Linked DNA regions of Homo sapiens: region 2 is linked to region 1. The links are chromatin loops, found by intact Hi-C in ENCODE. Cell type or tissue: B cell. All regions are shown on one strand. Links, peaks and the distances in the headings refer to the core of each region. The heading gives the core; the rest is flanking DNA. Region 1 has its middle 100 kb from the start of LINC02227. Region 2 has its middle 190 kb from the start of LINC02227.

Region 1 (11,907 bases), core at 4,685-8,684:
AAATACAAAAAATTATCTGGGCATGGTGGCGGGCGCCTGTAGTCCCAGCTACTCTGGAGGCTGAGGCAGGAGAATGGCGTGAACCCGGGAGGTGGAGCTTGCAGTGAGCTGAGATCGCGCCACTGCACTCCAGCCTGGGCAACAGAGTGAGACTCGGTCTCAAAAAAAAAAAAAAAAAATGAGAAAGGAGGTGCTTTAAGGAGGCAATAGGGCAGGATCTAAGAAAAAAGGGTGATATTGAATAAAGGACAAATATCGTGGCTACCATTCATTGGTTAGGCACCTGGCATGTATTAACTCTGATTCTCCTAGCAATCCTTCAAGGAAAACAGTGTTACCACATTCTTTAGATGAGGGAGTCTTGATTTTAAGGTAAAGACACTTGATCAAGGTCACACAGTCAGTACGTGATGGAGACAGAGCCAAAAGGCAGGTCTTTCTGCTCCCAAGACTAGACATTCCTAGGTGAAGAAAATAACAAAAGGTATAGGTTCTAGAGTCACACTACAAGAATTCCAACCCCGATTTATGGGCTGCATAACCTTGGTGAACTCCTTTAAGCTTCCTGGGCCTCGATTGCGTCCTATGTAAAATGGAGGTATTTGCATCTATCTGATGGGGTTATTGAGACAACCAAATGAAAGAATCTTATGTCCAGCTTTTGGCCTATAATCAGTGCTAAGTAAGATGTTAGCTGTGGTATTATTGCTACTATGCTATCATCATCATTATTATTATTTCCCTGTGCTGCTGCCTCTCTGAAACACAATATCCTAAAAGGGCAAATCGTATGTTGAATAAAAATGCTAGAGATGCTCATTGGCACAGCACATTCATGGGGCCATGAGCTCCTCACTCTTGCTGGAGTGGAGAGTTCCTGCAAAAGAGTAGTGGGTGATAAGACTACAGACAGATGCGGAGCTGCATTGCACTGAAAGCTTTGAATACCCTGGGAGATGGGCTCAATTGGGCCCTGGCAGGGACCTGCCTCAGGGGGTGGCAGTCACAGAACTATTCCCAGCCGCTGTGCTTCTCATCCTCACCCCAACACAAAAGGGAAGGATGAGTGACACCTCAAACAACTTTGGAGAGTCTAACAACAATTTTCAACTTCAAACAGGCCACACATAAAAGTTGAAGACTTTTGCTACAAACCCAACCACTGGGAAATCACTGCCTGGCTGACATTAATTCCCCAGCCACTATGAAGCCGTTACTGAAAATGCAACTTTTTTATTCCAAGTCCTTTAACATTTCAATCTAGGGCATTGGCAATGTGGAGCAAATCCAGGTCAGGTCCTGCTTTAATCCCCAAACTGAGTATCAGTGTTAAGTCCACAAGGAATTAAGGCTCAGAGGTGAGGGCAGGGAAAGACAAAGGGCAATAGGAAGTTATTTAGAGCCCACTAGAATTGTCTTTCTTTTTATTAGGATCATTATTGATTTGGGTCGCTATTATTTTTGTTGGCACTGAGTTTTCCATTTTTAATCTCACATTACATTCTTGCAGCATTTTAGAGTCTATAAATCTGATCTATGTGTCCTCTGATTTCATTTGCTTTGTAGGCATTGAACAAGTTAGGTTTCAGAATAATGAGATTAGGAAAAATAGGAATCTCCAAGATCATGCTACTTATGTTTTAGCACGAGCCATCTCAGGTGTTCCCCATGGCTTCACTGCCAGGCAACGTCAGAATTTGGAACAGCTTCCACATCACCAGAGGTCTAGACTTCAAAGTGGAAATCATTCACTGAGTTTCTGTTAGTGCAATGGTGTGTGGCACTGTGGACTGGGGTAAAGATACAACCCTTATTTTAGAGGAGGTTTCAGTCTCATGGAAAGATAAACAGCTCCTTAAGTAATCATAAGCAGTGGAGAACAGATGAGGTACAAGTTGGGGTAGAAATATCCATGCTCAGCGTTTCAGGGGACAGGTCGAAAGATAGTTTTAATGTTTTGGGATAAATATGGCATAAGCCTATTGTTTAAAATTGTTTTCACATAGAAAACTTTTCATAGAAAAGTAAAAGAAAAAAAGTAGACTATATCTTCAGACCCCACTACTCTGAGATAAAACAATGTTAAAATCCTATTTAACATTCTTCAGATATCTCTCTGTAGCCATCTGATTTTGCAGAGCTGTATGAATGAGTATAGCTGTAGATAAACAGATTCATATGTGAAATCACTCTACACGTGCTGATTTGTAAACCTCTTTTTATTTTAGAATATCACATCAACAAATTTTAATATCAATAAAAATAGAATTGTCACATCATTTAAAAATACTTGTATCCTATTTCACTGTATGGATATACCATGTTTAGCCAGTACCCTTTTGATAGTTGTTTCAGTAGTTTGCAATTCTTTGTCATTATTAGCAATGACGTGATGTTCATCCTTCTGTGCACATCTTGTATACTTAGGTGAATGTCTCTTTAGGGTAAATTTCTAGAAACGGTATTGTTTTGGATGACTCACACTTAGGATTTGACAAAAATTGCCAAATTGCCTGATAGGCTACTTTAAAGTTTCAGGTCCCAGACATCTGGTCACGGGGTAGTCTTTTCTGCCTTGAAGCTCACTGTTAGCTCCCTGGAACTTGTAAGAAAGGCCAAGGTAGAAAGAATGTGGAGGAGGAAACACACCTAACATGTGCCTGGTTCTACAAGGTTTTTTATGCATATCGTCTAGTGTAAGTCCAACATCATTCTCAAGAAATTGGTATCATCCTGGTCACTTGATATAAAAGAAGGGCTTGGAAGTTCAGAAGCTGGGTCAATGTCTTCTCTTTTTCTTTTTTCTTTTTTCTTTCTTTTTTTTTTTTTTTAAGACAGAGTCTTGCTCTGTTGCCCAGGCTGGAGTGTAGTGGCACGATCTCGGCTCACTGCAACTCCACCTCCTGTGCTCAAGTGATTCTCCTGCCTTAACCTCCCAAGTAGCTGGGACTATAGGCATGCGCCACCATGCCAGGTGATTTTTTTTGTATTTTTAGTAGAGATAGGGTTTCACCATTTTGGCCAGGCTGGTCTTGAACTCCTGACCTCAGGTGATCTGCTTGCCTCGGCCCCCCAAATTGCTGGGATTACAGGCTTGAGCCACTATGTCCGGCCTGAAGCTGCGTCAATTTCTTAATTTCTCAAAGAAAGAGAGAAGTTCAGCACTGAAACTTGGGCATTCATGGAGTTACAAGATGCCCTGGAGACCTAAAAGATGAGTAATAGAAGTAGGGTGAAGAGAACAAACTTTATTTACTTTGAATGTTTGCCCCAAACTCCACTTTGTCCTAGTCCTACTAACACTCATTAAAAACCAGCACTATGTATGAGTGCTGTGCCACTGCTGTCTCTGTAACTGGCAGCACTTGCTTAGGGCTCCTAAGATTGGCTCCTTATGGGGTTGGCTTTTTCATGAACTTCGGTGTGAGAAACAGGTAAGTTTCCTACTTCTCTAAGATCTTAATATAGGAAAAATTAGCCAGAAGCTTGTGAGGGGAAGCTAGCCAAGGTGTGTGTTTGCTGGAAATAAAATCAGTGGGCCTTCCAGGGCTGGGGAAATGGACTTGGGGGTATTTCTTCACCATCTGTCCAGTCTCCAGTGTGTCTTGATAGATGGTTTTCCCCTATAACCCATTAGTCACCTCATCCCTCTCTCTGAGCTCTGTTTTTTGAAATATGGTTATCTCATTTGAATAGCAATGAGTAAGTGCATTGGAAGCTACTTGAATGCATTCTGAATGCATTAAACTGGAAACATACAATTCAGTGACATACCTATTGCCAAACTATAGTAAAAGTTGAAGTGATTAAAACAATTTAATGGCATGAACATGCATCCAGAAAGGAAGAGAGAGAGAGAGAGAGAGGGACAGTAATTTTTTCCAGTGCAGCATCAGCCCAGTGGTTGATACTTTGGAAGAAGTGGGTGGAGGCCCTTGCCAAGAGAAAGTGAAATAATTGATGAAGACCCAAAGGAAAATGTCCTTGATCTTGAAGTTATTACTTCATTTCATGAAATACCTTAAAAGTCAGTGAAAGACTACAAAGTCAGAAAGTCAATTGTTTTTTTTCCCCTTGGATACAATTCCAATATGTGCATATAAACACGTCACAGAGTTCTCTTAAAAAAAAGTATAGCTTGGGATCTAGGTCATGCTTTCAAATAGCCTTATTATACCCGTTATGAAGTGGACACTCAGGTATTTGGCTTGGAACTTTTATCCACACCCAAATGGCTGGGTGATTTATAACTTGCTATCCACATTCTCATAGCTGTTTGGTCAATGTTAAAGCCTCAAATTAGGCTTGACGTTTATCAGAAAATACACACACACACACACACTGAACTATCATTCAGCAAATGATGTCATAGGCTAACCACTATTTCCAAGTACCTTTGCACTGGAGCTAGATTCTAGTTATATGTTCTTCCTCCCTCCCTCCCTCTCTCCTTCTCTTTCTCCCTTCCTTCTCTCCCTCTCTCCTGATGTTCTTTCCTTTCTCCCTTCCTTTCTTCTTTTCTTTCTTCCTTTCCATTTTTTTTCTTCTCCCTGTCCCTCTCTCTATTCCCTCCCCTCCTGTTTCTCCTCCTCGTTCTTCTTTTTAACATTCATAGCACGGGAAATAAATGATTGACTTCTTCTTGTCTTATTCCAACTGATTTCATTCTCTTTTGTTTTGGAAATAGTGCTAAAAACCTCAGGAGGAAATGTTTTTTGTTCAGTGACTGATCTTGATACTTCCTGCTTCTTGTCAAGCCAGAAATAGCTCCTCAACAACTGCAACCAGGGAGTAGCAAGAAGTGCGAAAATGAAATAAAAATTTGTGTATTTCTCCGCACAGAAAAAAAATCCATTGTTCATTCATAAATAAATAAATATTGATTGGGCTCCTCTGATGATAGGTCTTGTGCTCATGCTGGGGCTACAGCAACAGACAAAAAAAGAAATGATTCCTCATATCACTGAGCTCAGAGTCCAGTTGATCAATACTTACCTTGAGAAACAGTGCTGTGGACATGGTCTGTTACCCTCCCAGGTAACAGGAGGAACATTTGTTTCTCCACGTGTATCACTATGGGGTCTGGGGGAATTAACACTATCTTCAGCTAATAGTCAAGCCCTAACTGGCCTAAATTGATTAATATAATCTCATCCCTAGAGTACAGTATAGTACAGTTATTGTGTCAGAGATGGACACATGAACTATGTTGGTCCAATCAGAGAGAGTATCTTTGCTTAATGACTAAGGAAGGAGAACCAACTTCTCTCCTCTCTCTCTCTCTCTCTCTCTCCCCCTTTCTCTCCTCATTATCTTCCTCCCCATTCCTGCTGAATGTGAATGAGAAAGCAACAAGTCATACTGTGGCCATGAAGGGGGCCAGGCCTAAAGTGAAAATGGAAAGCAGAAAGAAATCAGGTATTTGGTAACATAGTAAGCTGCTGGATCAAACCCTAGCTAAAGCTTCTTGATGTTCAACTACTTTCTTCATCTATATACAGGTTTTACTTGCATTTCCTACCCCTTAGAGGTAAAAGAATACTGATACACACAGGGATGTATGGCTTATTCAACAATTTGAGAAATACAATATTCTACTCACAAAAATGTTCCATGTAACTGAAATGATACTTTATCAAATATACTTGATTTATTTTTTATAATTATTCTAAATTATACACATTGATGCCTTAAAAATTATACCAAATAAAAGATGTGAGAAGTACTCATATAATCCTAAATACTTCCTCCATGTTCCATAGTACACTGACATCTTTGCAAACTACTGATGTGGATCGAATTGTTGTCTACATGCTAAATATTTCTGAATACCACCCTTTTTTAAAAGCTGCACTTTGGAGTTTTGCAGTTATATTCTTAGCTTCCAGCTTCCACTCTGTGTGAAGATCATGACGCCAACCTTTAATAGCTATTTATTCCATATAAATTACTGCTTCTAAATCTGTTACAAGCTGGGAAACCATATTACTGAGTTTGTTAGAATTGTTTTTAAAACAAGAATGAATGGACACTACGTAAATGCCTTGGGGGCAGGGGGCAGGCAGCAAGTCTCCTGTCTATTACATGTTCTTAACCCTATTGTTGGAACTCTAAGGCTCCATGTAGAGGCCTGAGAAGCCTACACAGGAGATAAGAAAACAGAGCTGTGGGGTCCTGGGAACACCCCCTCCCCATTTCTGCTTCAATCAGCGCATTTCCATTTTTATCTGTTTTATGTAACAGAGTTCTGAAAAAGATTTCATTTGAAATAAAGATTCAATTCTTTAAAGAAAAGAAATGCTCCCCTATACCAGCGTATACGATGGAATACTGTACTAGTTATTTTCAGGTAGAATATTTTCCATAGTAGAGGTAAAGTCTTGGTTTTGGAAACTTACCTACACAATTCCAGTGAAGAGAAATAAGAAATAAGAATTGCAGTCTCTGCCTTGTGGAAAATGGCTTAATTTAGTTTTACTAATGTTGCTTATTCAAATCTCATCTCAACAAAATGCATCTTTGCAATGTCAACAGTCCATTTTGCTCCATTAAATCTAAGGTGTTATGAAGCTATAAGATATAAGGTGTTATGTAAGATATACCATTATTGTATGTAGAATTAAGAAAGAAAAAGCATGGCCAGTTAAACCATACACTGCACATATCCTTTGTGCACCACTTCACCTACAACAGTTCTGTGTAGTGTTTGGCCTGCTTCTGACTGCTTCCTGCCCCAGAATTTCTCTGACACTGCACTGCAGAATGCCTGCAGCCTTGACATTTACACACCTGCAACTTAAGGATGTGGGGAGGTCATGCTCCATGGAGCAACCCACAACCAACTGTAGACAATGTCCTCACAGCAGATGATTCTAAGCCAAATTTCATAAAACTCTCCACAGAAGGTCCTGGGTGAATTACTAGTCACATACAGGCTAGGCCATTCAATAACATCACCTTGCATTACCTTTCCCCACTTCTTGTTCACTTGCCCTCTCCTGGCCCTAGAAATCCATTCTCAAATAAGCTACCTGCATGCAAACCTTTGTCTTAGGCAGGCATTGTGAATTGTAAGACATATCCCAATTTCAGAGATGTTAAATATTTTCATCTAAGAATCATGAAATATGGTCCTTTATGAGAATAAAAGACAAATTTGTTAAGTAAACAAGTTGATATCAAAGACCGTCACCCTATACTTAAATAAATAAATAAATAAATAACACTGCAATTTTATTTGTAAATTGTTCTCCTTTGCTTCTCATCTACAGCCCAGGGCAATGTTCCCACTGAGCACAATGATGACACTTTGTCCCTGTAAGCTCCTCAGGCTTCAAAGAGGGATTAGAGAGTTCACTTCACTCTCTGCAGAGAAGTACAAAAGTCAATGAGAGACTTTTATGATCTCCCTCCATACCTGCTCCTCCTAGGTTAAATAAATGGCACCTCCATCCACCCAGGTGTTCATAACAGAAACTAGAAATCATTATCAGGTTATGTAAAGTCTGCCTCTTTAGAATTTCTCAAATCTGTATAATTCACCTTATCTTCACTGCACCACCTATTTCATGCCACCATTACCTTTCCCTGGGCATTCATTGCCTCTGAACTGGTCTCCTACTTCTACTTTACCCTACTCTAACCCATTTTCCATATTATTCTTTCCATCCATCCATCCATCCATCCATCCATCCATCCATCCATCCATCCATCCATCTATCCGTCCGTTCATCCGTCCATCCGTCCATACGTCCATCTATCCATCCACCCATCCATCCATCCGCCCATCCATCCATCCGTCCATCTGTCCATCCATCCATCTGTACATCCATCCATCCATTTATCATCCATTATTTTGTCAAATAATTATTGAATGTTTATATGCAGGCACTGTGCCAGAGTTTGAGGAGTCAATGTTGAACAAGAAAAATATTGTCTCTGCCCTCATGAAATTTTACAGACAAGTATAAAATCAGGTTACATATCTATAAAAATGTTCATATATGTGAATATTTCAGATTATATATTTATACAAATCAACTTGACACTTTATCAAATCTACTCGATTTATTTTTGATGGTAATTATTACAAATTATACACATTGGTGCCTTAAAAATTATACCAAATAAAAGATAAGGAAAGTACTCATATAATCCTAAATACCTCCTCCATGTTCCCATAGTACACTGACACCTTCGCAAACTATCACTGTGGGTTAGATTGTTGTCTACATGCTAAACATTTCTAATATTTTCCTTTATTAAAAGCTGCATTTTGGAGTTTTACATTATATTCTTAGCTTTCATCTTCCACTCTGTGTGAAGATCACTCTGCCAGCCTTTAATAACTATTTCTTCCATGAAATATATATTTATATATTTATAAGTATATTTTACATATATAAATGTTCTGATTTTTATATATAAATTAATCTGAAATGTTCCAATTTTTATATATTTATGTATAAATGACAAATATTTCAATATTTTTATATTAAATATTTAAATAGTATATTTATAAATAATATATACATAAATATAGATAAATAAACTTGACAAATATTTAAATATATATTCATATGTAAATATATATGTGTGTGTGTATGTATACACACACACACACACATATATATATAAATCTGAACATTTTATTCCCTTTCTTTAGTGATACTCAAACAACTTCCAAAATCTTAGCAGGTGAGCCCTATAAGATCTTTCACAATCTGGCCCCTCAATATCTAGTCTTGCTGCAGATCACATTGTGACACCCTCCCTCTCTCCGTCCCCCAACACACAGGCACCAGCTACAGTGGCTTTCTATCAGCTCCTGTAGCATCAAGCTCCTTCCCATCTCAGGTCACCAACTTTCTCTTCTCCACCTGAAATATTCTTCTTTCTCTTTATTTCCTGGTTAACTCTGATTCCCCTTCAGAAGGAATGCCTTCTATGAAGCCTCTACCAGGCTGAATCCCACTCTCCTAAGAACACATCACATGCTGTGGCACTCATCAAAAGTTTAATAAAATAATACATTTTTAATTTGAGGTTTATGTTTTTTGTTAGACTGCAAACCTATCGATGGCAGAGCCTTTCTTTATTGTATATGCAATGAGCAGCTCAATGCCTTTCATATAGTAAATGCTCTTAAAACACTTGTTAAATGTGTTTAAGAAAGGTCTTCACGATAGCAAAGTAAAAAGAATATTGGACAATGATTCAGGAGGCCAAGGATCTACGCTTTATCCTTCTTACCCTTTGTGGGCTGCACATATGCCACTTGCAAAATAAGTGGATACCTACAGAGATCTAAACTCCCTTACAGTTTCAATTCCCACAGACATAGGATTTAACAATTTAAAGGATTAAACCTCCAAATTCCAAGTTTTCACAAATGCCTGAATTTCAAATGTGCTGGTACATCACAACACTCTCCTTAAAGTGCACTGGGCACATTTTAAGGAGTTTAAATTGAAAATATTTAATGTCCAAATATATTCTTATTTCAATTGAGATATATAACATGTATATTATGTTATATATGCAATCTGAAATGTTCAGATACATATATAATAGATATTATATATAAACACATATATATAATATATTTATAATTTGTTGAAAAATTTGCCTGAGGAAATAAAAAACATGGTGTTTTTATGGTAGATTCTGAAAGGTAGCTTGAAAGAAACAGTAAAAAAATTTAAGAATCATCTCTAAGTTAATATTATAGAATCCCAAAGCATTAGATTTTAAGATTTTTTATAAGATTCTCTTAAGAACAATTTGAGTTAACAATTTATTGAATAATCACTATATTCTAATAAGATATTTTGTTCATTATCTATATAGTTCTGTGGTTTGCATGTGGGGGTCCCCTCCAAAATTCATGTTGATAAAGATGGCAACAATAGAAACCAGGGACTACTACACTGAGGGAAGAAGGGCAGAAAGGGTTGAAAACTATTGGTTACTATGCTCGGTACCTGAGTGATGGGATCATTCATACCCCAAATTTCAGCATCATACAATATACTCAGGTAACATACCTGCACATGTACCCCCTGAATCTAAAATAAAAGTTGAAAAATTTGGGAGGCTGAGGCAGCGGATCACTTGAGCCCAAGAGTTTGGGCAGCATGGCAAACCCCTGTCTGTACCAACAAAAAAAAGAAAAAAAAATTAGCTGAGCATGGTAGCATGAGCCTGTAATCCCAGCTACTTGGGAGGATTGATTGAGCTCGGGAGGTCAAGGCTCCAGTGAGCTGTGATTGTGCCACCGCACTCCAGCCTGGACAACAAAGTGAGACTCTATTTCAATTTTTTTAAAAGTCGAAAAAAAGTAAAATAAAAAACAAACAAACAGAAACCCAAAATTCATGTTTAAACTAAATCCCCATTGTGGTGGTATTAAGAGCTGAGACTTTTTGGGAAATGATTAATTCGTGAGGACTCTACTCTCATGAATAAATTAATGCCCTTAAAAAGAGGCTTCAGAGAAAACTCTCTCTTTTATGCCCTTCTGTCCCTTCTGCCATGTGAGAACATGGCATTTGGCCTCTTTGGAGGATGTAGCAAGAGGCTCTTACCAGGTACCAAATGCTGGTGCTTGATCTTGAACTTCCCAGCTTCCAGAACTGTAAATAACAAATTTCTGTTCTTTATGAATCACCCAGTCTCGGGTATTTTATTATAGCATCACAAACGGACTAAGTCATATAGCCATTCCAACTTTCCTTTGTTTGTATTTTGTGATGCATCTTCATTTCATCCTTTTACTTTCAACTTAACTACCATCTTATATTCAAATTTTATCTCTTATAAATGACATATAGTTAGGTCTTTTTCAAAAAGTTAGCTTGACAATCTTACTAGGGTATGTACCTTGACTGTACTTACTGATACTCACTGGGGCTTTCTCTTTTCTAGTTATCTATTTTTTGTTTATTTCTTTGTTCCTTATTCCTGCTTTCCTGCATTCTTTTGGATGCCTCATATGTCTTTTATTCAATATTTTGTTCTTTAATAGTGTTTCAACTGTACATTCTTGTATTTTATTTTTAATAATTTCCCTAGATACGTCAGTATGCAATCCTGAATTTAACAGTCTATTTAAGACACTTATGAGTTTAACCACTTTTATTTTACTCTCCACCCTTTGTGCTATTGTTGACATATTTTCTTCACTCTTATGTGATAGGCTGTACAAGACAGCACTATTACTGTTCCTTAAACAGCAATATTTGTTTATATTTTCCTATCTATTTATCCTTTCTGGTATTCTTCATCTTTTCCTGCTTCCACCTGGGTTCATTTTCCTTCAGCCTGAAGAATTTCCTGTAGATTATTTCTTAGAATGTCTATTTGCTTGTAATAAATTATCCCATATTTTGTTTGTCCAAAAGTTCTTTATTTCACATTAATTCTTGAAAAATATTTTTACTGAGTACAGAATTATAGATTAGTAATTTTTTTCCCATAAGCACTTTAATGATATAATTCCATTGTTTTCTGGCCTTAATAATTGCTAACGAATAGTTAGTTGTTAGTCTAATTATTTCTTCTTTGAAGGTAATGTATCTTTTTCTTCTGGCTGTTTTTAAGATTGTTTTCCTTGTTCTTTGTTTTCTAACTGCTTGAATAAGATGTGCCTATTTAATTTATTTTTTAATCTTACTAGAGATTCATTGAGCTTCTTGAATCTGTGTGTAATGGCTTTCATAAATTTTGGAAAATTCTTGACCATTATGTATTTATATGTTTGTGTCTGCCTCACCATCCTTTTTCCTAGTGTAACACCAACTATAGGTATTAAACCTTTTTATTGTTTTTCATATGGCTCTTATACCCTTATACTCCCTTTTATTCCTTTCATTCTTTCTTCTCTTTGTGCTTTGTGGATATTATTCA
Region 2 (11,907 bases), core at 2,656-6,655, 86 kb before region 1:
AAAGGCATGTTTGGGAAAGGAGAGGGAATACAAGTTAAACCACATGTACCCCGACTGGCCCATTATATTTTATGGCTACACTTTAGTAGGACACAAATAGGACTAGAAGCCCTCTCAGCTCCCTCTTTTCCGCTTCACTTCCCATTACTCCGGGGGTTTCATTATTTTAGGAGTTTAATGTTCGTCCATTTAACTCGAGAAGTCTGGGTAACCCGCTCAGCATAATGCTTTTACAATTTTGGTCACAAAGTGATATGACAATGAAAAGCCAGACATATTTCATTTTCCTAAGGTTGTGATCTCCCCAAAAATAGTTTTGTTAATATCAGAGGGAAGTGTTGCAAATAGATTGACCCTGGGAGTTACCCTTCTCTAGGCAGTCAGCTTGAGCTGTTAGGAGTCTGACGTGACCAACCCGTTGTACACAAGCACGAATGACCTAAAAGATGAAGAGAGCTACATCTTAAATATGAAGACACAGGAAATTATTTTCCCATGTCCTGTTTAAAGCTTTGACATTCTATGAAAACTAGGCAATATACATTTAATCAACATTCGTCTATTGACTGTTCATAGAATGATGCCAGGCACTCAGGGGTAATTCAAAAGAAATGGAAAGCATAGTTCATTTCCTCAAAGAATGTTTAATCGGAGAGAAGAGACATGGAGACAGTACTCATTAGGCAGGTAAGTTTCAAAGCAAGCTGTTTATAGTTAAGTAGGAATTAGGCAATAGAGATTCATCAGAAAAGGGAGATACTCACTTGGGCTATAGTGAGGAGGAAAGTGCCCGTCTGGAAGGTAAGCTACGCAGGTTTGGAAAGAAACAAAGGCAAGAGAAGAACTCATCTTCCAGAGGACTATTGCTGAAAGAGGCAAGTCAGGAATGAACTTTTATAGCAGTGTCATATTATTAATTAATTCTTTTCAGAGTACTCATTACTATCCTCTTACCTGACCAACAGGTCCGGGGGACATCGGGGGAAGTGGAGAAGAGCCATTTGGTCCATTTTACAGAATTGGCTAATATGTAAAATGGTTTTTGCAGAGTCCCATACCAAATTAAACTGAGCCTCACTTTCTATTTCCTCTTAAGCCACTAGCTTAAAAAAAAAAAAGAAGGAAATTGACCTCTTTTTACTCCTCTGGTCAGGACCCATGCTGCGAGTTGGTAAATGCCAAAAATTGAAGATGTTATATGTAACAACACATCGTAATGAGCACTTCTAATGATTATCTTTATGTAAAGATGAGAAAATTGAGGCTTACCGAGGTTGAGTCACTTGCCCAAGGTGGTGAAACAGGAGCTGAAACTCAGGGTTGTTCAGTTGTGAAGTCCAGGTTCTTAACCACTCTCTCTCAGGCTCTCCCAATAAGATCTCAGGGTTAGCAATATCAGCATCACCTGGGAATGCAAAGTCCCAGACCCACCCCACCTTCACAGAATCAGAAACTCCAGGGGTGGAGCCCAGCTCTCTATGGTTCAAAAAGCCCTCCAGGTGATTCTAATGCAAGCTCAGGTTGGAGAACTGCTTACAGTCACTTCTCTGGCTATTAAGCTTAAATGGAAGTTTAGTGTAAGCAGGGGATGCAAGAAAGATAAATCTCTTAGACTCAGCACCATGAGAGGAACAAAGCTTTTGGATATCTCTGAACCACTGATAAGTCTGCATGGGCCAACCTGTCTAAACATAATTTGTGTATGAAGACAGAGGCTGGACACAGGGACCAACTCCCAGGAGCATCCACTCCAGGGGGACGGCTGCCAAGCAGAGGTCATAATTCCAGCTCCACATCACCAGCACTGTGACCTTACACAAGTTCTGTAGCCTTCCCACATCCAAACGTCCTCATCTGCTCCTAGAGGCTGCTGGGTTACGTGATTTGTATCATCTTTTCCTGCTCTAAAACCTCTAGTCTCTCAGGCAATCCTCTCAGGGCCAAGGTAAAATGAGTTGCTAGATGGAGTGGCAGACTAAGAATCTGGGAAGACAGGATGACTTCCGAAGGCTTCAAGTATTCAAGAAGTAATGAAGGAGGTGGAGGCCGAAGCTAGGAAGTGTTCAGACAGGAAGAGAGCAGAAGAGGGAAGGCAGTGCATCCAGCTGTGGGAGAACAGGGGCAGGGCTAAGGTGAGCCAGGTGTGCTGTGAGATCAGTCTGAACAGATGAAAGCAGCGCTTGACAATTAGAGAAACAAGTAAGCAAAATTCTCAAAAAGAGAGTTTCACCGGGACCATGAAGTGTTTCTATTCAGTGGAGCCGTTGAATGCACTGATTATTGTTTTTCTTTTAACCTAGCATAGTTATTGTCAACCAAGGGCAATTATACCCCTCAGGAGACATTTGGCAATGTCTGGAGATGTCTTTAGTTTTCACTACTGGTTGGGAGGGAATTGAAGTTGCTACTGGCATCTAGTGAGTAGAGAGACCAGGGATGCTAGGATACTGCTAAGCATCCTATAGTTCACAAGACATCCCTATTCCCAACAAAATTAAATGGCCCAAATGTCAAGAGTACATAGGCTGAAAAGCATTGATCTAGCAGATAACCCCGTGCCCGAACATCTAATAACCAGTTTAGAAGCAGCACATAATGATGACTGTGCTACGTAGAGTTCTAAGTACTTTAAGGGCCAGTTTTCACAGCAACCCTCTGTCCTGTTGCTTTTTTTTAAAAGGTAGATTTTATGATTTTTTTAGAGCAACTTTAGGTTCACAGAAAAACTGAGCAAATGTGCAGAGGTTCCTCATAAACCCCTGGTTCCCACATATTCACAGCCTCTCCCACTATCTGTGCTTACTTTTAGTAGCTTCTTTTTACCGGTAAGAAACTGGGGTATAAAGACGCCCAGAAACTTAGCTAGCAAGGCGTGGCACTCAAATGTGGACTTGAGTCTGAAGAATTTGAAAGCCACCGCTCCTGTGTGCTACCCCGTTCTTTCTATGGCTCCGTTACCTTCCCTGTTGGGTTAATACGTCAGCTCTGCTGTAAGCACATGAGGCAGAAAGGGGCAAGCCAGGCCTGCTTCTGAAAATGCAGGGCCCTTTAATTTAGACCCTTCATCTACTTCAGACTCTCACTGTTATTTTACTGGATGAATTGAGGAGCTAAGGCATTGGACACAAACAGATTTCAAAAAGACAACTGCTTGATAAGAGTCTACGTGAAGTTATTGTTTGCTAGGCATTTAAATGCCTTTGTAGCCTTTCCTCATTTTTTCCAGAGGAGTCCTGGGTATCAGCTGATAGGAGAGGTGAACCATGAAAAATGCTGGGTTCCAGTCAAAGTAATTCCATTAGGGGCAGAAATGACTTGCTGAAACATGAGGAAGGGAAATCATTTGCAGCATACCAACAGCTGGGCCCAAATGACATCACTCGCCAAAATCAAAGGAAATGAGCTAATCAGATATGCATAAAAGCCCTTTTTGTTTGCTTGCTTAGAAAGTAACAATTTACTTTCAAACTAGAAGTGAAAAAAAATACCTCTCTGAAATATTTTGACCCTGATATTTTGCTTTTTAAAATTTTTTCAATTATTAGAGAAGACATGAAAATAAAATGTCTGAAATGTTCTCAGTTCACTGCATATTAGGAGGAATTACCACAGAAATGTTATTTTCACAGGTTCCTGCTAAACATTTGATGGCCCCCAGCCTCACATCCTCATCAAAGTTATCCATTGGTTTTTATCCATCACATCCCTTCACATTTTGACCTTCCTTTCTGTTTCCTAGCAAGTTCACCCAGACTGTGGTTGAGTAAATGCATATTAAATTAAGGGCTGAAGGCTGTGGGTAAAAGTGGAATTAAATAATGTTAAGTGAAAAAGGCCAAAGGCAGGGAATTCAGTGTTACCCACCTGGTAAGGCAAAGCAGGAAGATCCCACCATTCCACAAGGATGGAGGCTGGAGATGGTGCCAGGGAGGCGCTGGGTTTTGGGACACTGGTACAGGCAGCAAGAGTGCCCAAGGAACTGAGGTTTTTAGGTTCTAGTAAAAACCGTCTTCTGTTTCTCCTGGTCTCTCACCCCAGAGATGAACTGGGCAGGCAAATCAGGATTTTAGTGTGGCATTTGGAGATGCAGCTCAGTCTTCACTGAAGAGTTAGCTGGGGACACTCAGAGGGGAGGGTGTCAGGGCTCACTCTCTCAGGTGATAGGATGTTATGAGAAGTATTAGTGCTTTAGGCCAGGTGCAGTGGCTCACGCCTGTAATCCCCAGCACTTTGGGAGGCTGAGGCGGGCAGATCACGAGGTCAGGAGATCGAGACCATCCTGGCTAACACGGTGAAACCCCATCTTTACTAAAAATACAAAAATTAGCCAGGCGTGGTGGCGGCTGCCTGTAGTCCCAGCTATTCTGGAGGCTGAGGCAGGAGAAGGGTGTGAACCCAGGAGGCAGAGCTTGCAGTGAGCCGAGATCGCGCCACTGCACTCCAGCCTGGGCCACCGTCTCAAAAAAAAAAAAAAAAAAAAAAAAAAGGAAGTATTAGTGTTTCAAGCTGTAGAGTGGGTGTGGCCTGGGGAAGGAGGCTCAGAAAGCAGTGTCCAGTAACTCGTGAAGCATGGTTTTCCACTGAAGTCATCCAGAAGCCAGCTGCCATTCCAGGTACCAGAATCCCCAGTGGTAACCATGTTATTGTTATTACTATTATGGTGAGAATACTTAACATGAGATCTACCCTCTGAACACGATTTTAAGTGCACAGCATAGTATTGTTAACTATAGGGACAATGTTGTACAGCAGATCTCTAGAAGGTATTCATCTTGCGTAACTGGAACCTTATACCCATTGAACAGCAGCTCTACGTTGTCCTCTCCTCCAGCCCCTGGCAACCACCATTCTTCTCTCTGTTCTTATGAATTTGACTATTTCAGATACCTCATATAAGTGGAATCATGTAGTATTTGTCCTTCTGAGACTTGCTGCTATGGTTTGAATGTGTCCTCTCCAAAATTCTTTTTGAAACTTAATCCCCATTAAGAGGTAAGCCCTTTTGGGAAGTGACTAAGTCTTGAGGGCTCTGCCCTTATGAATGGATTAGTGCCTTATATTAATAAAAGGGCTGGAGGGAACTAGACTAGGCCCTTTTTGCCCTTCCACTTTCTGCCATGTGTGGACACAATATCCAAGGTGCCATCTTGAAGCAGAGGGCAGCCTTCACCAGACATGACTTGCCAGGGCGTTGTTCTTGGACTTCACAGCCTCCAGAACTGTGAGAAATAAATTTCTATTGTGTATAACCTACCCTGTCTGTGGTATTTTATTACAGAAGCACAAAAATGAACAAAGACACTGGCTTTTTTCACTTTAGGGTGGCCATTTTTAATGGGGCCTAAGTGGACACCCTAATATGCCAGGCCCCAAAAGGCAGAAGTGCTTGTGTCTGCCCTACAGGCACAGGGTACTGGGGCTGGGGCTGGAGCTAGGCTGGAAGAGGTGCAGGCCTTCCCTGCAGTCCCTTACCTGAGGCCTCTGTGTAAGCCATTCCTAGGGAAAGGGGCATTTTATATGTACCTTATCACAAAATAACCTTATAGTTCCTATTTTTCTCTCCAGTAAGAATGTTCCCTTTATTTTTCTGAGGAATAAAGAAAAAATATTTTTCATAAAATAAGTCTCTGAGAGTATCTTTAAAAATGTCTTTCTCTACAACTCAGCAACAACAAGAATAAACAACCTAACTAAAAAATGGTCAAAGGACTTGAATAGACATTTCTCCAAAGAAGATTTATGAATGACCAATAAGCACAAAAAAAGCTAAACATTGTTAATCATTTGAGAAATGCAAATCAAAACTATAATGAGACATTAGCTCACACCCTTTAGGATACTACTATCAAAAAAACTCCAGATAATAACAAGTGTTGACAAAGATGCAGAGAAATTGGCCCCTTGTGCTCTGTTAGCAGAATTGCAAAATGGTGGAGCTGCTGTGGAAAACAGTATGGTAGGTCCTCAAAAAATAAAAAGTAGAGCTACCATATGATCCAGCAATTCCACTTCTGGGTATATACCCAAAATAATTGATATGAGGGCCTTGAACAGATATTTACACACTCATCTTTATAACAACACTACTCACAATAGCTAAAACACAGAAGCAACCCAAGTGTACATTGACAGAAGAATGGATTAAAAAAATGTGGTATAGACATACAACAAAATATTACTCAGCCTTAGGAGGAAAGAAATTCTGATGCATGCTGCAACATGGATGAACCTTGAGGATATCATGCTAAGTGAAATAAGTGAGTCACAAAAACCCAATATTGTATGAGTCTACCTATATAAGGTACCTAGAGTAGACACATTGATAAAGACAGAAAGTAGAATGGTTTTTCTTTCAGTGGCTGGGGAAAGGGGCATGGGGTGCTATTGTTTAATGGGTAGACAGTCTCAGTTTTCCAAGATGAAAAGTTCTAAAGGTGGATGGTTGTGAGGCCTGCACAATAATGGGAATGACTTAATACCACTGAACTGTATATATAAAAATGGCTAAGATAGTACATTATATGTTACATGTATTTTTTTTTTTTTTTTTTTTTTGAGACGGAGTCTCACTCTGTCGCCCAGGCTGGAGTGCAGTGGGGCGATCTTGGCTCACTGCAAACTCCAGCTCCCGGGTTCACTCTCCTGAGGCCATTCTCCTGCCTCAGCCTCCCGTGTAGCTGGGACTACAGGCACCCACCACCACGCGTGGCTAATTTTTTATATTTTTAGTAGAGACGGGGTTTCACCACATTAGCCAGGATGGTCTCGATCTCCTGACCTCGTAATCCGCCCACCTCAGCTTCCCAAAGTGCTGGGATTACAGGCATGAACCACCGCACCTGGCATGTTACATGTATTTTAGAACACTTAATAGAATTGTCTCTCTCATGAGATCTGACTTTGGAGGTAACCACTACCTATGTGATTTGGAAAAGATTAACAGCAGCATTTTTACAGTTTATTGAGTGTTGATTACCTATCAGGAACTATACACATATCTCATTTAACCTTCACTACAACTCCCACAGGCTTTATTGTTTCATTATTTCAGAGGAGGAAACTGAGGTACAGAAAGTGTGAATGTCTCTTCCATAATCAGATAGGTATTAAGTGACAGAGGGTTGGAATCCAGAAGTGGCTCTGAAGTTCACACATCTGACTATCATGCTGCCTCATGCAGTTGCCATTCATTAAGCCTCCAGCAGTTACATGGATGACAGTTATAGAAAGAGGCAGAGCCAGAATGCAAACTCAGGTTTGTCTGACTCTAAAACTCCATCCTTGGTCCACTACATACCGCTGAATTGATTTTATTTATTGTGAAGACAAACTTATATCTTGTTCAATGACTCTCATCTTGACTAAGGCATTTTCCCATTTGATACTATAGGAGATAACACTGATTGAACTCTTCATGTGTGCCAGGCACTGTTCCAAGTACTTTGCATAGATTAACTGATTTAATACTCACGACAACACCAAGAGGCAGATTCCGTCATTGTCCCCATATTAGAGATGGGAAATCTGATGCACAGAGAGATGAAGTAAGCATGCCCATGGACACAAAGCTAGTGGTTGGCTGGGCAAGGTTACAAAGCCAGGCAGACAGTCTCTAAAAAGGTCATGCTCTGTAAACACCTGGCTACACTGTGTAATTAGAATTCACCCTGAGGATTTGGCAGAAAGTCTACACCAACAAACTTTGATTAAATAAAATATTTAGTGATGGAATGTGATGATATTCTAGAAGGTATTGTCTTTTAGAAGCACAAAATCGTATCTGATATTGATTTAGTTGGATTTTTTTGTAGACATTTCAGCAGAACTTATTTGAATTTCTTTTAAAAAGTTGTTACATCATCAGGCTGCTGTGTTCAATGGCTTCTAGAAGCCATTTGACCCTTTCATGGTAAAAGTTGGATGATGACAAAAGATGCTACTCTATGTGAAAAAACTGGATTTCAGGGCAGTTTTGAGGCTCTCTTTAGAGTCCAGCACATTTTGACTTCAGATGAGGCCCTCGATGAAACGGAGCTTGAAATATGACACCTGCTAAAAAGGCAAACTGAGGCACAATAAATTTTGAAAGAGTTGAGTTGTGCAAACAGTGATTCATGAATCTGGTAGTTCCAAATTGGAAGTGGCTCGGAAGCTCCACCAGAGGAACACGAGAGGGAGGTTTTTATAGGATAAAATTGGAAGTAAAGCAAAGCAAATATTTGATTGGTTATAGTCATACGGCTGCCTTATTTGGTCTCTCTTGCTGGAAGGCCCCTACTTATATAATGATAAGTGTTTTGGCTGCTCCTGATTGGTTGAGCTTAAGTTCTATTTTTCTTTAATATAGGCATTTACAAGAAAACTAGCTCAAGTTAAGTTTTGTTCATGCTTGCAAATCAAGGAGGGTTAAACTCACTGATGAGGCCTACCTGGCTTGGTCTGCTCAGGGATTCTTCAGTCCTGGTCTCCATTTTAATTTACTTTCACATGCCTCCTGGGGCCAGGAACTGGACTGGTGACCTCGCAGAGTTGGTGTAACTGAGAAGGAGGTGGTTGAGGCACTTCAAAAGCCTCAAAGCATTGTGGGTCACTGACTCAACTCACCTGTTGCTCTCACCTGGATGCTCTCACCTGGCATCAGCAGGGGAGGCAGAGTTGTCTTTACCCATCACACTCAGTGGGTACCCTTTTGTTTAGTGCATCCAATGATCTACAGAAATTCTTATACATGCTAGAGTTGAGTAATGATTGCTCTAGGTTAAAGAAATGAACAAAAGTCTGTATACACTGACGACTGGGTGTTCAAATATTCTGCCCTTAGGGGAACCATCAAATCTTTGGCGAGGATGGAGGGTGAATGGAGATTTCTGGTGTTCTTGTTTGCCTAAAGGGTTCAAAGTGGTTCCATTTTGTTTTAAATCTCAGCACATATAACCTTAATATATGTTAATGGAGATGTTTGTGACTGTGAGTTGAACACATATGATTGTGGTGGGTGCATGCGGTGGGGAGGAGGATGTGGGCTTAGGTTGTAAAGTCAACTCAATAAATTAAAGGTTTTAATCCCACCTGCTTAGATAAACCTGCTGAGGGCTTCAGGCAAGGGGCTCAGTGAAGGTCAAATATATATAGTTCAGCAAGCAAAAACTAACCTGAAAGCAACATGAGTTCCCTCCTTGCATTTCTCCAAGCGAAGGACTAGTTGATACACAATGTCTTAGCACAGTGGTGAGGGTTGGCACTAGACCCAGAATGTCTGGGCATAAATCCTGGTTGTGCCACTTACTAGCTGGGTCACTTTAAAAAAGTTACTTAATGTGGGTAAAGTAGGATTACTTTAAGATGGAACTACCTCACACAATTGTTGGGAGGATTGAAATGAAGGGAAATACAAGACAGGTGCTTAGAACAGTGCCGGGTACATGGTAAATCATAAATAAGTTTTAACTCAAGAGCTGTAAAATCGCATTTTCTCTCATTCTCTGCAAGCTGCTCAACATTTCTCTTCAGAATTACCCAGATTTCTTCCACTAGCCCTTTACCTCTTCCTCCTCTTGTTGCTTCTGGATCTTCAAAAGCCAAAAGCACCACAGTAAGGGAAGTTACCAGGAAGAAACTAACTAGAACTCTTGAATTGAGTGGAAAGATGTCTAGGAAAAGGTACACTTCCTTTTCATGCACACATAAGGCATTGTTGTCATCTCATTATCTTTACCATTATTGGAAGAAACACACTCCAAATAGCGATTAAGGATAGGATTATAAAGCATTCTCTTATAAAGACACACACAAACGTATGTTTATTGCAGTACTATTCACAATAGCGAAGACTTGGAACCAACCCAAATGCCCATGAATGATAGACTGGATAAAGAAAATGTGGCACGTATACATCATGGAATACTATGCAGCCATAAGAAGGATGAGTTCATGTCCTTTGCAGGGGCATGGATGAAGCTGGAAACCATCATTCTCAGCAAACTAACACAGGAACAGAAAACCAAACACCACATGTCCTCACTTATAAGTGGGAGTCGAATAATAAGAACGCATGGACACAGGGAGGGGAACATTGCACACCAGGGCCTGTAGGCGGGTGGGGGGCTAGGGGAGTGATAGCATTAGGAGGAATACTGAGTGTCGATGGCAGTTTGATGTGTGCAGCAAACCACCATGGCACGTGTATATCTATGTAACAAACCTGCATATTCTGCACATGTATGTCAGAACTTAAAGTATATATATATATATATATATAAAAGGAACTTCTAAGTCAATGCCCTCTGAGTTTGAATCTTTGCTTTGCTGAGACCACAGGAAGGTTCCAAAGTCAACAGAATCTGTTTCTTTTTCTATAAGGTGTGGTTGATAATACTGATCTTATTGGGTTATTGTGAAGCTTAAAGCTGGCAGTATCGTAATGTGCTGGCACACAGTAAATGTTCAAGAATTGGGAGTCATTGTTACTATATTTCACTCATTCTACAAAAATAAGAGGCAGGATGGGAGGCAAACATCAAGGTGGAAACCATCCAGCACTATTTCAGGCTAATACTAATAGAAATGCTGCTTTTGGGTTTGTTCCTAATATTGCAGCCCCCAAGACTTTCATCTTTAGCCTACTGGTCCTTGCTGCTTTACCCAGAATCAAGAAAATCTGTCTCTTTGCAGAGTTCACCTTTTCCAGAAGCTGCGTAAGAAAGAGAAAAACAAAGCCTAGTTTCCCAGGTTGCTATTCTCTCAGGATAAGAAAAGCCACTCGGAGGGTACCATGAGCGGAGGACGGGGAATGAGATGGAGGCGCAAAAGTTTATTAGAGGAAGGTGCGGGTCCCCAGGCCCCTAGAAGCCGGCTGTCTTCCAGGTCTAATTGCAGCACATTCCTGAGATCTGTCGTCACCAAGCCATGATGCAAACGCCTCAGCATTGTGGGTGGAGAGGAATTAGAATACCTATGAAAGTCACACAAAAACATATGCTGACCCCTTCAGACCTATGACCGTATTCTAAGTGGAGCCAAACTAAATGAAATCAAGGTCTCTGTCCAGCGTTTGAGAGCCAGTGAAAATAGGAACTCAGTGTTTCTCTAAATACACAGAGTGTATTACCTTAGTCATAAAATTGGGGACTTTCAAATCTAATTTGTTCAGCCCTAGTGCTGTTGAAGGCTGGGCAGGGTTCCAAAGGAAATCACCTCCACGCAAACAGAGATTAGCAGCTCTCCACTGGAGACATATGGGAATGATTCCCTATAATCTCCAGTAATTGTGGCTGCATTACATTCAAATCCTGTTTTCAATTTTCTTAAACTTCTAGACTGATTGTGTTATTAAATCATGCTGGCTGATGTGTTTAATAAGGACCTATTAAATGTTTATAAAATTAGGGAAATAAATATGGGCTTTTAGTCAGATTGCCCAATGGATCTGGTAACCTATTGTTAAAATAACAGCCCTGCTGTTAAAACTGCTTCTCCTGACTGCATTGGCTGGTACTCACTTTAAAACATTATCCCAGCATTCATGCAGAGCTGTTTATTCTAACACTCCATTCACTAAAGAATTTGAGCCCCACCCCCCTCCCTAGGCTCCACTCCACAAAAAAAGAAATACATTCAAAGAAGACTAACTAACTGTAAGATATAGTGTCTTGGCTGTCAAGAAATATCACCTCTGCTTCCAAAGAAGTAGTGATACCAACAGTTTTGAGAGAAGACCCAGAGGGACCAGTTTTGTTGTTGTTATTGTTGAAACCTTCACCTGGCTTAATTTCAGCATAGAAATTGCATTTAAGTTCTCCAAGGCCTTCAGTCGGAAGGTATGATCGGCCTTTAGAGAGGGAAGGAAAACTTGGCTAGAATTTATACAGCAGGGACAGAGAATGAATACAATCTATGCTTCAGACAGAT

Evidence for each region. Peaks named below come from ENCODE experiments on the same cell type or tissue, not always from the same donor. Only the 100,000 strongest peaks of a DNase experiment are listed, where the experiment ranks them.
Region 2: a loop joins it to region 1, with 3 times the contacts of the local background. A loop is called at or near these places in 2 of 110 quality-filtered maps.

The regions. Positions count from the first base shown.
Region 1 is chr5:158,506,522-158,518,428 of GRCh38, reverse strand. No RefSeq gene overlaps it. Among named protein-coding and RNA genes, the nearest start is that of LINC02227, 100 kb to the right of the region's middle. In B cell, for the core only: no CTCF peak of the experiment used is centred there; DNase peaks (open chromatin) are centred at 4,838 and 6,808; H3K4me3 peaks cover 850 bases; H3K27ac peaks cover 1,636 bases.
Region 2 is chr5:158,590,766-158,602,672 of GRCh38, reverse strand. No RefSeq gene overlaps it. Among named protein-coding and RNA genes, the nearest start is that of LINC02227, 190 kb to the right of the region's middle. RefSeq lists enhancers at 10,495-11,123, 10,614-11,907. In B cell, for the core only: no CTCF peak of the experiment used is centred there; DNase peaks (open chromatin) are centred at 3,352 and 4,522; H3K4me3 peaks cover 374 bases.